Linked DNA regions of Homo sapiens: region 1 is linked to region 2. A link is a loop called in an ENCODE intact Hi-C map of the cell type or tissue named here. Cell type or tissue: PC-9. All regions are shown on one strand. Each heading gives the region's core, and the rest is flanking DNA. Links, peaks and the distances in the headings are about the cores only. Region 1 overlaps GLIS3 (GLIS family zinc finger 3). Region 2 has its middle 73 kb from the start of RFX3-DT.

Region 1 (5,382 bases), core at 296-5,295, 87 kb before region 2:
CAAAAGGTTGATGATTATTTTCAAATATTACTCTTTTCTCATATTTTTTCTTTTTTGGAGTTTTGTGTTGTATTTTCTAACATTTTCATAACATTATTCACTTCCAGTTTTTCCATTTACTGCAAAGATCAACAATAGAAATAGTTAAGTATATCCAACTATGGAACACTGTCTACCTAGCCAGGATAATAAGATCTAAATGTGCATGTATTTCTCTATTGGAAAGACAGATAGATGGATGCATTTTTAAGCGGGCCTTTTTAAGAGCATTCTGCAAGATTTTAACCAGTGTGAAAACAGAAGAAAATATAGGATAAAGGAAGTTAAAGAAGATGCATTTAAATGCCGACGGGAGAGTCTAGGGTAGGAACCTCCCCTGAAGGTCAGGCCTTGAATGTCCAGGACTCTTCAGAGAGTCTAGGGAAGGTAAGAAGCCTTCCCACTTCAGATACTAAAGCACATAATAAAAACATTACACACTAACAAGCTTGGAAATTCCTCTAAGGTAGAAGAGCTTCAGCCCAACAGTGCATTCCAAATGTTTGCTTGGAAGATTCTACAGGTGGCCTTAAGAGTTAAAGGCATTTGTCTTAGGAAGCCAGGCTGAGTGAGGTTCTAGCTGGGTTGGAATGATCTGTGGAACTTGTGCCCAAAGGAACTTGTGCTCAATGCCATGCTTGCGTTTCAGGATTTTATGGGCAGCTGCAGAAGTTCTGTCCCCCACACTACCCCGATTCCCAGAGAATTGTGCCGCCTGTCAGCTCCTGCAGTGTGGTGCCTTCGTTTGAGGACTGCCTAGTCCCTACATCCATGGGCCAGGCCAGTTTTGATGTTTTCCACAGAGCCTTCTCGACTCACTCGGGCATTACAGGTGTGTTGGTTGTCTGTGACTTAGAAAATCCTGTCAACTGACAGGAGAGACCAGGTGGGCTGCCCGTGACCGACCTGGGCTGGACGTGACCAAGCACATGACCGCATCAAATCCTGTTGAACGACCCCTGAAATGGCTCTCATCTCCACCTTCCCCTCCAGCCCTCCTTCAGCCCCTCTTCTTCCACCACCCTGGTGCAGGAGCCATCATGTCTCTCCCAGACTATGGCCATAACCTTCCAGTAAGTCTCCCTGACCTGATTCCTCATCTTTACCATTCTGCCCTCCATACTACCATGAACATTGCCTCCCCAAAATGAAGGATAAAATATGCCTCTTTTCTGCTCAAATATATTAAATAGTTTCCAATTGCCTAGAGAATAAATTCGACTCTCCAGCATGGCATTCAAAGCCCCCATAAGTTAGGCCTGATCCAGCTCTGCACACCTGCCCACACATATTTTTCCCTACATGCTCTTCACCTGAGCTTTGCCAGCACCCTTGACCCCACATGCCTCTCCCTCTCTGTCTTTGCTCTTTGTTTCCTCCTTCTGGAATGTTCTTTCCCTATTTCTTCATCTGTGAGAATTCCATTCTCTTTCATGACTCAACCTTAACACCAGCTCCTTTTTGAGGCCACCCCCAGCCTTCCCTAGAACACTTTTCTTTTACTTCTTCTCAGCCTGTCTTTTGTGTGGTCATATTTTAGCCAGCTGCCTGCAAGTCAGCCTCTTCCCTCACTAAGGTCGCTGGAAACAGAGACTCACTATAGGGCCCAGGCTGGCATGGTTGCCTCCTTAGCCCCCAGTCCTCACTTGGTGAGCTGCATTACTGTAGTGCATTTCCAGTGGGCGTGGCATGGGGCAGGAGTTACTGACTTAACTGCGTTCTTTCTCTTCCAGTGTATGATTTACCTTCAAGTTCCTCGAGCCTCTTTGGGGAGTCTCTCCGCAGCGGGGCTGAAGATGCTACCTTCTTGCAGATCAGCACCGTGGACCGCTGTCCTAGCCAGCTCTCCTCTGTCTACACCGAAGGCTAAAAGCTCTCTTGGCCACTCCTGCACACCCAGGACCTTGATGTTGCTTGCCACCTTTTGTTTTCGTACTCTCACAGACTGCTTGAGGAAGGATGTCAGCCCAATCAGCGGGCCCTGCAGAGTTACTGATGTTCTTTCAGAAGGCAGGACTGAATGGCAGAGCTAGCTTTGCAGGAATCATTACAGTTGCTCCTTTTTCTCTCTGGTTTTCCTGGACTATGTGACCAGGAGGACTGTCTTTTCAAAGGGAATTTAGAGCCTCACTCTCCTGGATACCTGTTACTTCCTGGCTGTCAACCCTTAAAGGACCCCAGTGAAATGATGTGCATATGAAAATGTAGTTTGGGGATGACTCTACCTGAAAACTCCAAACAGGGAAAAAGACCTCAATTACGAGAGGCATAGTGACCTGCCTCACCTAATCCTCACCCTTGCTGCTCCTGATGCAAAGCCAGGCACAACAAGGGAAATCCATGTCCAAAGCATAGTGTGGTCTCAACTCTTAGAAACTCCCTGGGTTTCCCTTTTCTCTTAGCCACATGCTAACCAGTTGCTTCTCAGTGTTTCTCTTCAATAGAAAAATAAGGTTTTATATGCCAGCAGCCTATCCTTGTTTTTGCATTTTAAAGACTTAGTTATTTATACGTATTTTAAAATGAAAAAAAAATGTAAAGGTCTGTGCTTTGGATGGAAATCATTATTATTGTAATCACCCCAGCTATAGACATTTTGCACAGCTGTGGTTCTGCCTGGCCCCACCTCTAGCATGTTAGTTTTGCAGTTAGCAAAGGTTACCTGAGGGAAATGGAGTGGGCACCTCCCGCACCAACAGTCCTGTAGCTGGAACCTTCCTGAGTTGACTGTTTAGTAACTCCACCTCAAAGACTGTGTTCAAAGAAAAATGTTGTTTGACTGGTTTACCCATTGCCTCCACTCTGGTGCTGCACCCAGAGAAGTGCCAGATGTGAGAACTGGGACAGACTGAGTCATGTGCCAGCTTCCCTTGGAAAACCAAACCTAGTGATACTTGACTTCCAGTGCTCAGATTTTACTAACGTTTTTCAGGATATCCACTCATCTGTCTGTCTCTTCCCTACACTTCTCTCCACCCTCTTTTTGCATCCCTCTTACCCTCTTCCTGACTGTGGTTCATATATCCCCACCAGCCGCCATTGTCTGATCATCTTGGGAAGGTAGAGGTGACAGTTCTCGAAAAGTCTACAGAAAGAGGCAATTCTTTTTCTGAGTTCCAGTTTGAAGGCCTGGAATTTTCACATAGCACTTGGTCGAAAATATCAAGCCTAAATAGGAAGTCATTTTCTGTGACACCTCTACATAGCTATTACAGATCCTAAGTCCTAGGGCATCAGCTATAAAAATTGGCCAGTCCCAAAGACACAGTAAGTTCTAACATTCTGGTACTATCATATTTCAAGTATTTTTTCTCACTTTTTAAAAATGTTTTTCTGAACAAAAGTGAAACAATGCCATTTATCAAACTGAGATCATTACAATCTTCAACAAGACAACTAAAACAGCTTGATGTTAGATGGGATTCTGTGACAGTTTGTATACTGACAGGTCCTTCCAGTCTCCCTCCACAGTCCCACAAGCGGAAGTATTCTACCTGATTCCAGAGTTCATTCCAACATGCAGTAGAATGAGGTGAATGAAGAACCAAGTGTGGGTTTTGTTTTCACAGTGCACTTGGTCAATCTAGTTTCTCTGAGTAGTGGGCTGTATTCTAAGAAAAGCTTTCACGTAGACGTCAAAGTCTGCAAAAGAGATGAGTTAGCCACTTTAAAAAACCTGCTCTGCTTTACAAAAGATGCACACCAGGCTTCCTTTACAAGTGAACTCCAAGGCTGCTTGTAAAGTACCACCCTTCCTGCAGACTTTGTGGGTCGTGTCACTTGGCCTAAACAAGTGGCCTAACATATGCATGCTCACAGCTAGTAGCATCCCTCATGCGTCCTTTGTCATACTCTGGAAAGAAAAAAACTCTGCTATCTTCAGAGAAACCATCTATTCATACTTAAATATGGAAGCCTTTACAAGGAACTCAAAATACATTTCATTTCATTTGTACAATGAGAAAAAAGATGAAAAGGCAAGGTTGTTATTGCAGTTGACATTGTCAGCCCTGCCTTTTGGCTTTATGTAATTTAAAATAGAAAGGGGGAAGGAGGACAAGACAGAAGCTCAACTTTAGAAACCATGGACATCACCTCCCTCTTTGAGAGGAGCTGCTTGTGAACCAGGCTCCAGTCTTCCTGTGGCCTCTCACAGTAACCCTGCCCCTTTCTTACCTCACAGGGGCAAGAGGGACTCTAAAGAGGGCGTAAGCAATAGAGGCACCTGCAGCCCTCCTTCCTCAGCAGGAAATCAATGTGGAGCCCCAGAGGGACATTTTATCTCAGAGAGAGCATGCTGGCCACAGGACCCAGTGCAGCCCTGCTTCCCGCACCGTGGGTCTTTCCTGATAGCTGCAGGCTTGAGATTGCAGCCTCAGGATAGGACACGTTCAGATGCCTTCCAGACTACACACACTATGCTTAGATTCGAGAGTCTTTCCTGACCTTAAAATTTGTCCCTTGCTTACTTTCACACTGCAGAAGATTTATATATATATTCATCATTATTTTTGCAGCAGTACAAGTGGAAACTTCAAAAAAATCATTCCCTTTCATGTCCTGGTCTTTTTAAGTCTTGATATGTAACCATTTTCATAAATGTCCAAACAGAGATTGTCATTCCCCTTAAAAACAGAAACAAAACACAAAACTAGTGCTTGTGAAAACACACAGCGCAAAGACAATTATCCTATTGCATTAAAAAAAAAATCAGTCTGCCTAGAGACATTTCATTGGCTGCATTGTCTTAATTCCCTAACGAAACTGCATCAAAATGTCAGTTGTAATTTAGCCTCTGATCAGCTGTTAAATATTATTTAAATATTTACAGGTCCTGTGGGGTATCTCCCATTACCCATGTCGCCCTCAAATTACATAAGCGATCATAAAATAAGAAGAAAAAAAAAGGTCTTTAGTAGATCACAGCAGAGTTACCACTGATAAGAGTGTTGGCTTTGTTCAGTTGTTTCTAAATTACCAGCCGTCAAGCACAGTAGCCCCTAAAACCAATTTTGAGCAAGGATAAATTCAACTCCCTCATCTGAGAACCTTGACTTTCCAGTTGCCTTGAAGTATTGGGAATAGTAACTGTACATTTTCAATTTAATTATTTGGTATTTTATTTGACTGTCTTGGCCATGTCATTTTATGGAAGCATTTTTAAATAGCACTTTTTGTTAGTGGTGTGGAATTTCTGCGGTTATTATTTTTTTTTTTTTTTGCAACAGATGAAGCAAAAAAAAAAAAGCACTCATTGGAGAAATAGTGAGTGTAAAAAGAGATTTATTTTGTACAGACAGCAAAGTATCCTGTGTAATGTTGCTGACATAAAGCACTTTGGGG
Region 2 (5,382 bases), core at 165-5,164:
GATGCATAGATATGTGTAGATATGAATATTTGTGTTTATATATAAACAAGTTCATAAATCACTGTGAATACTAGTTACAAACAAAAATTGAAACAGATGTGTTACATTTGTGACTCAGATACCACAAGAAGCATCAATGATGTAAATTACAAAATGACAAATAATCTTTGGAAAAGTTCTGAACAAAACTAAATTCTGTATTCTTTCAATTTACGTGGGAATTTTCATCTGGAAAATTCAGTGCATGTTACAATCATGCAAAACGACTTGCTGTTTATATGTTAAACCAAGTAAGGATCTACGCTTGGATTATCAAAAACAAGTTCTTCACTTACCAGAATGCCTAGCTTCTCAAATTGAAATAGTCTTGACTTTAGAAAATTCACTTGAGGCAGGACAATTCTTCATCATACAGGATTGTCTGCCCATTGCAAGGTATATAGCACCTCTGATCCCCACCAACGGAATGCTCCCTAAACCATGGGTGTCCAAAAGCATTTGTATTAGTCTGTTCTCACTATGCTAATAAGGACATACCTAAGACTGGGTAATTTACAAAGGAAAGAGGTTTTATGGACTTACAATTCCACATGGCTGGGGAGGCCTCAAAATCGTGGTGGAAGGCAAAGAAGCAACAGCAAATCTTACATGGCAGCAGGCAAGACAGGGAATGTACAGGGGAACTCCCCTTTATAAAATCATTGGCTCTCATGAGATGTATTCACCATCACAAGAACAGCATGATCATTTCAAACGGTGTTGAGGGACTATATTAAGGGCTGCAGAGCCAGCACTGCAGAGGTTAGGGTTTTCTGACTCACAGAGCAGGGATGTAGTTCTCTGTCCGGCTATGACTTCTGTCTTTTCCTCATCTGGTCTCTTCATTTTTGCCTACCTGCTGGAAATGGTTGGGGCTGCTCTGAGCTTACAGCAGTTGTTTAAGGGGGAAAAATGACTTGATTGCAAGATGCCTTGAGCTAATTACATGAATTACACCAGTTGATATAGGTTAAGTGCTTGGAATAGTGCCTCGCATGCAGAAAGTCCATAAAGTTAGCTTAATAAGTGTTAGCTATTACTACCAAAACATTTGAGAAAAGACATAGGTCTATGACAGTGATGGTGGAGATGGTGATAACTGGCTTTCTTGTGTGATCAAATTTAGTTTCAACATCTTTGTTTTGATCACCTACTATTTACAAGTCTCTGTACTAGGGCATTCTTTGAATAGAATCCAGTCTTTGCCCTGAAGGACCTTATTAGTGGTGTTGGGGAGAAGAGCTGAGGTGAGGGGGAATGAACAACACAAATAAAAGATATAGAAAGATAAATGTCTTGAGAGGCAGAAACACAGTATTATAAGGCATTAGGACTTCCAGCTTCTGCTAATAGCAGGGATCAAAAACAGGAAGAAATCACATTAATCTAGAAAGAAAGAAAAGTTGAGGTGACTCTGAATGATGGTATTTGAAAATGGAATTGAAGGAGAGACCCAGAAGGATTAAGAATTACAAGAGGAAATTGCTGCATCAACAAAACCACCAGGAGGTTTTGGGAACACATTCACCACTGGAATTAGAAATAGAGTCGCTGTTCCCAAACCTGCTAAACGTGAGGATCACCTGGGGAGCTTTAAAAATAGAGATTCCTAGGAGCCAGCCAGCCTTACTGAATCATAACCTCCAAGAGTAGGTCTAGAAACTTGTATTCTTTTATAAACTTCTCAAAGAAATTCTACTCATCAACCTAATGTGGTCCTCAGACCACCAGCGGCAGCTCCCGTAGGTATGTAGGAGATCCAGGCTCTCAGACCTACTGCAGCAGAAGCTCCGGGACTGGGGACCAGCAATCTGTGTTTTAAGAAGCCCTGCAGAGGATTCTGAAGCACGTTAAGTTTGTGCAGAGTAGAAAAATGTCTGTCGTCAACTGTCATCTTGGCAGTAAGGGAGTCAATGAATAAACGGGTGACAGAAAAGTGGAGACATGAGATATTGACACAACCTTTTACCACTTTTTTTCCTTCCCCTTGTCCCAGAAACTTTAGTAGTGAAGAGTATGGAAAAAAAAATAAGGTGGAGTTCTTCCTCTCCATTTAAATTATTGTAGTAACAACGCTAACATTAACAATGCTAGCTACTTCCAGTATATTTTTCTCCAAGTCTCATAACAACCTGAGAGGGAGGTTGATATTATCTCTATTCTACCCATGAGAAAACAGTCTCAGATATTTTAAATAATTTGCCCAAGGTCACACAGTTAATAATTAGCTGACCTGAGATGTGAATCTAAGGATTTTTCACACTATGCTGAGCCGCCTCTCCTCTGATCTTTCTGTGATCAGGACAGTAGATTTGGCAGGGAATTTAGAGACAAATACCAATCTCCTAATTTTGGACACCGAAATCTAAGGCCTAGACATGTAAAGTGAATTACCCCAAATTATTGGGCAGATGGGTGGCAGAGATAGGGTTGGAAGCCAGAGAGAGTGTCTATATTCCAGCCTAGGGCACTTCCCGATTGCCACGTTCAAGTTCATTCTCAAACTGCTGGGACACTTGTTACATAATGTTTAAATTTATGTAGGAATGTGACTAATCCACATTCTTTGGTATTTGATCAGATGTACAATATAAATGAGGCAAGCACGTAATTGAAAGACTCAAGAAGTGGGAAGGCTGAGGAGTCCTGTGATACAGAACAACAATGAAATGCAGGCTGCATGAATATTTTTCAAGCAGTTATGGCTATGAACTACGGTTTACTACCTCTGCCGAGATCAGTTCATATTACAGCTAAACAATTGCGGAGTTATGTGGCATCTATGTCTGACTAGTAGAGGATTTGGTAATTACTAATCTTCCTAATACCTTCATGTGTGAATCAAGCAAAAATTAAATATTTGCTGTATTCCTACCTGTCTCCAGACAACTGTCTGAGTTGTTCAGCAAAGCAGTGATCAAAGCAATCTGTTCATCATTTCAGATTTTCTCTTTTAAAAAGTCATTAAAGTTTATTTTTTTGCTAGAGAAAAGATAGCAAAGATAGCAATGAATAGAATTTCCTTTCTTAAGAAGCACCTGTCATTTGAAGAAGCACAAAGACCGTAAAAGGAAAATACATATTTTTAGTCATAGTTTTGTGTCCTTTTAATTATAATTATCTTAGAGCTCTGGTATGAAAAGATAGAACGTTTCACTAAAATAGATGAAACAGATCTTCTAAATGATGCTACTAAAAACTGTTTAATATATTATTATGTCTAGCTGGCTTTAAATGTCAGACAATAATCGCCAAAACTTTAAAATGTGGTGATCTTTAGGCTGCCTTTGACCTGAAATTTTAAAAGGCTAACAAGTGAGAATGATAAGATTATCGAAACAAATTTACAGACTTCAAGTTGAAGTCCTTGTGGGTCAAAGAATTTGCTGCAGCATGGATCCGCCATGTTCATGTTTACAGCTGGCACTGCTAGTAGCCTTTGCAATACCTATACCCCAATACCACCTCCTTTCTCTGCTTTCTTCTTCCAACAAGAATACTGTTTTTATTCAGGTGTGCTTCCTCCTGGGTATCGCCATATGGCAGAGGGTAGGTCTCGACTGGTGTCAGCTAATCACATCAGTCTTATCTAACTTGCCAGTAACTGGCTGAAGACCTGGTCAGGTAACAGGATTCTGGCCTTTGAAACATGAGGGCAAGGCTGTTGGGAGGATTTCTGGGAAAGGTATCTCCAATCTTTGAAAAAGATAAAGAGATGGCTCATTTTCTGCTTCTGGGTGTGGGACTACAAGCAGAGTCAGTCCAAGGAAAAGTGAACGTGTGGAGAAGAACAGAAGTAAGAGAGATATGGGGAACAGAACTTGGCCCTGATCCTGCTGTACCCAGAAATACCCTTTGTACTTCCTGCTTAGTGAGAAAGTGAATTAGTGAATTTCCTTATTGTCTGAAACACTGGTTTTCAAAGTTTAGCATTCATCAGAATCACCTGGAGGGCTGTTAAACCACAGATCACTGGGCTACACCACCAGAGTTTCTGATTCAGTAGATCCAGGGTAGAAGTGGAGAATTTGCATTTCTAACAGGGTCTCAGGTGATGCTGATGTTGCTGGTCCAGGGTTCATACTTTGATAATCACTGGCCCACAAGTCAATTGAGTTGAGTTTCAATTACTTGCAGCTGAAAGCATCCTAATTTATATGCCTAGGTGCTGAGAAACACATAAAGATGTAAAAGCCTTCTGCCTTCCCGGAAGTTTCAAGCCTGATTTATGTTAAGCTAACTGGGAAGAAGCATTCTATCCTGCCTTTCCTTTCCATTAATGATGACACTCTGTATACACACATTGATCAAAACCTTGAAACATAACATATTTCTAGAGTAAAGAACACAGGAGTTGGAGTCAGTCTTGGACTTAAATGAGAGCTCTACAATGCTGACTTTACTTGTAAATTACTTGGATCGTCCAGGTTTTCTGTTTATAAATGAAAACTAAGACCTTATTCTATAGACCTGATGGGGGGATTAAAAGAAATAGCATGCGAAATGCTTCTAACATAGCACCTGATATAGGGTAGGTGCTCGGTACACATATCCCATTTTTATTTATTTTTCTAACTTCCTAACTGAAATATAACATATAGGGTAAAAATGAATAAATTAGAAAGTCCTCATTATCTGAAACTTTGTTATCTAAAATCCTGTACTTAAAAGGTTTTATATGGAAACAAGCGTCTTCCTAATGCAAAAATATTTACTAATGAATTGCCCACTTATTAGTACCCATTCAAACATCCTTCCCTCTTAAAAAGTAGTAGCTATTTCTATACATCTGTCATAATATTTCTAGATGAGTCTCTACTAGATAGTAAAGTGTAAATATCTGGTAGTGAACTTGATTGCAAATTGAGGTTGCAAATCTTGCACATGGTACAAGATTTCATGAAGTTAATTAAAGTGCTATCAGAAAATTAATCATATCACACTGAATGTCCCTGACAAATGAGGGTCTGGCAGAAGTAGACCAGTGAAAATTTTGAAGTGAAACATCTGGAATTTTGATGCTAGGATCAGGTATTTAAGAGAATGATGTGGATACCAAAGGCCTAAGAGAAGCTCTTAGTAAAAGTGATGCACATTTTCAAATATCCTCCCCATGATCACGTAGCCAAAGACAAAAAGAAACAAAGAATGTCCTATTATTAAATCATATTATATTCTCATTTCAATGTCATTAAATTAAATAATCAGCACTTAACTCATTCTTGGCAAAAAAACCCTAATAAATAATGGATATTATAACCTAAATTACATTAAATATAAAATAAAATATGCTTTCACAATTTTAGTATCATTTTTCATGGTAAAATTCCACTCAAAACTTCC

What was found. A loop is a pair of places that touch in the nucleus more often than their neighbours do. Peaks named below come from ENCODE experiments on the same cell type or tissue, not always from the same donor. Only the 100,000 strongest peaks of a DNase experiment are listed, where the experiment ranks them.
Region 1: a loop joins it to region 2, with 6 times the contacts of the local background. A loop is called at or near these places in 2 of 110 quality-filtered maps.

Annotation. Positions count from the first base shown.
Region 1 is chr9:3,824,799-3,830,180 of GRCh38, reverse strand. It overlaps GLIS3 (GLIS family zinc finger 3), which reads left to right. Exons shown (of 11, transcript NM_001042413.2): 10 at 689-871; 11 at 1,773-5,382. The coding sequence ends at 1,909. Among named protein-coding and RNA genes, the nearest start is that of GLIS3-AS1, 71 kb to the left of the region's middle. In PC-9, for the core only: no CTCF peak of the experiment used is centred there; DNase peaks (open chromatin) are centred at 1,440 and 2,810; H3K27ac peaks cover 1,177 bases.
Region 2 is chr9:3,738,126-3,743,507 of GRCh38, reverse strand. No RefSeq gene overlaps it. Among named protein-coding and RNA genes, the nearest start is that of RFX3-DT, 73 kb to the right of the region's middle. In PC-9, for the core only: no CTCF peak of the experiment used is centred there; a DNase peak (open chromatin) is centred at 2,597; H3K4me3 peaks cover 433 bases; H3K27ac peaks cover 2,326 bases.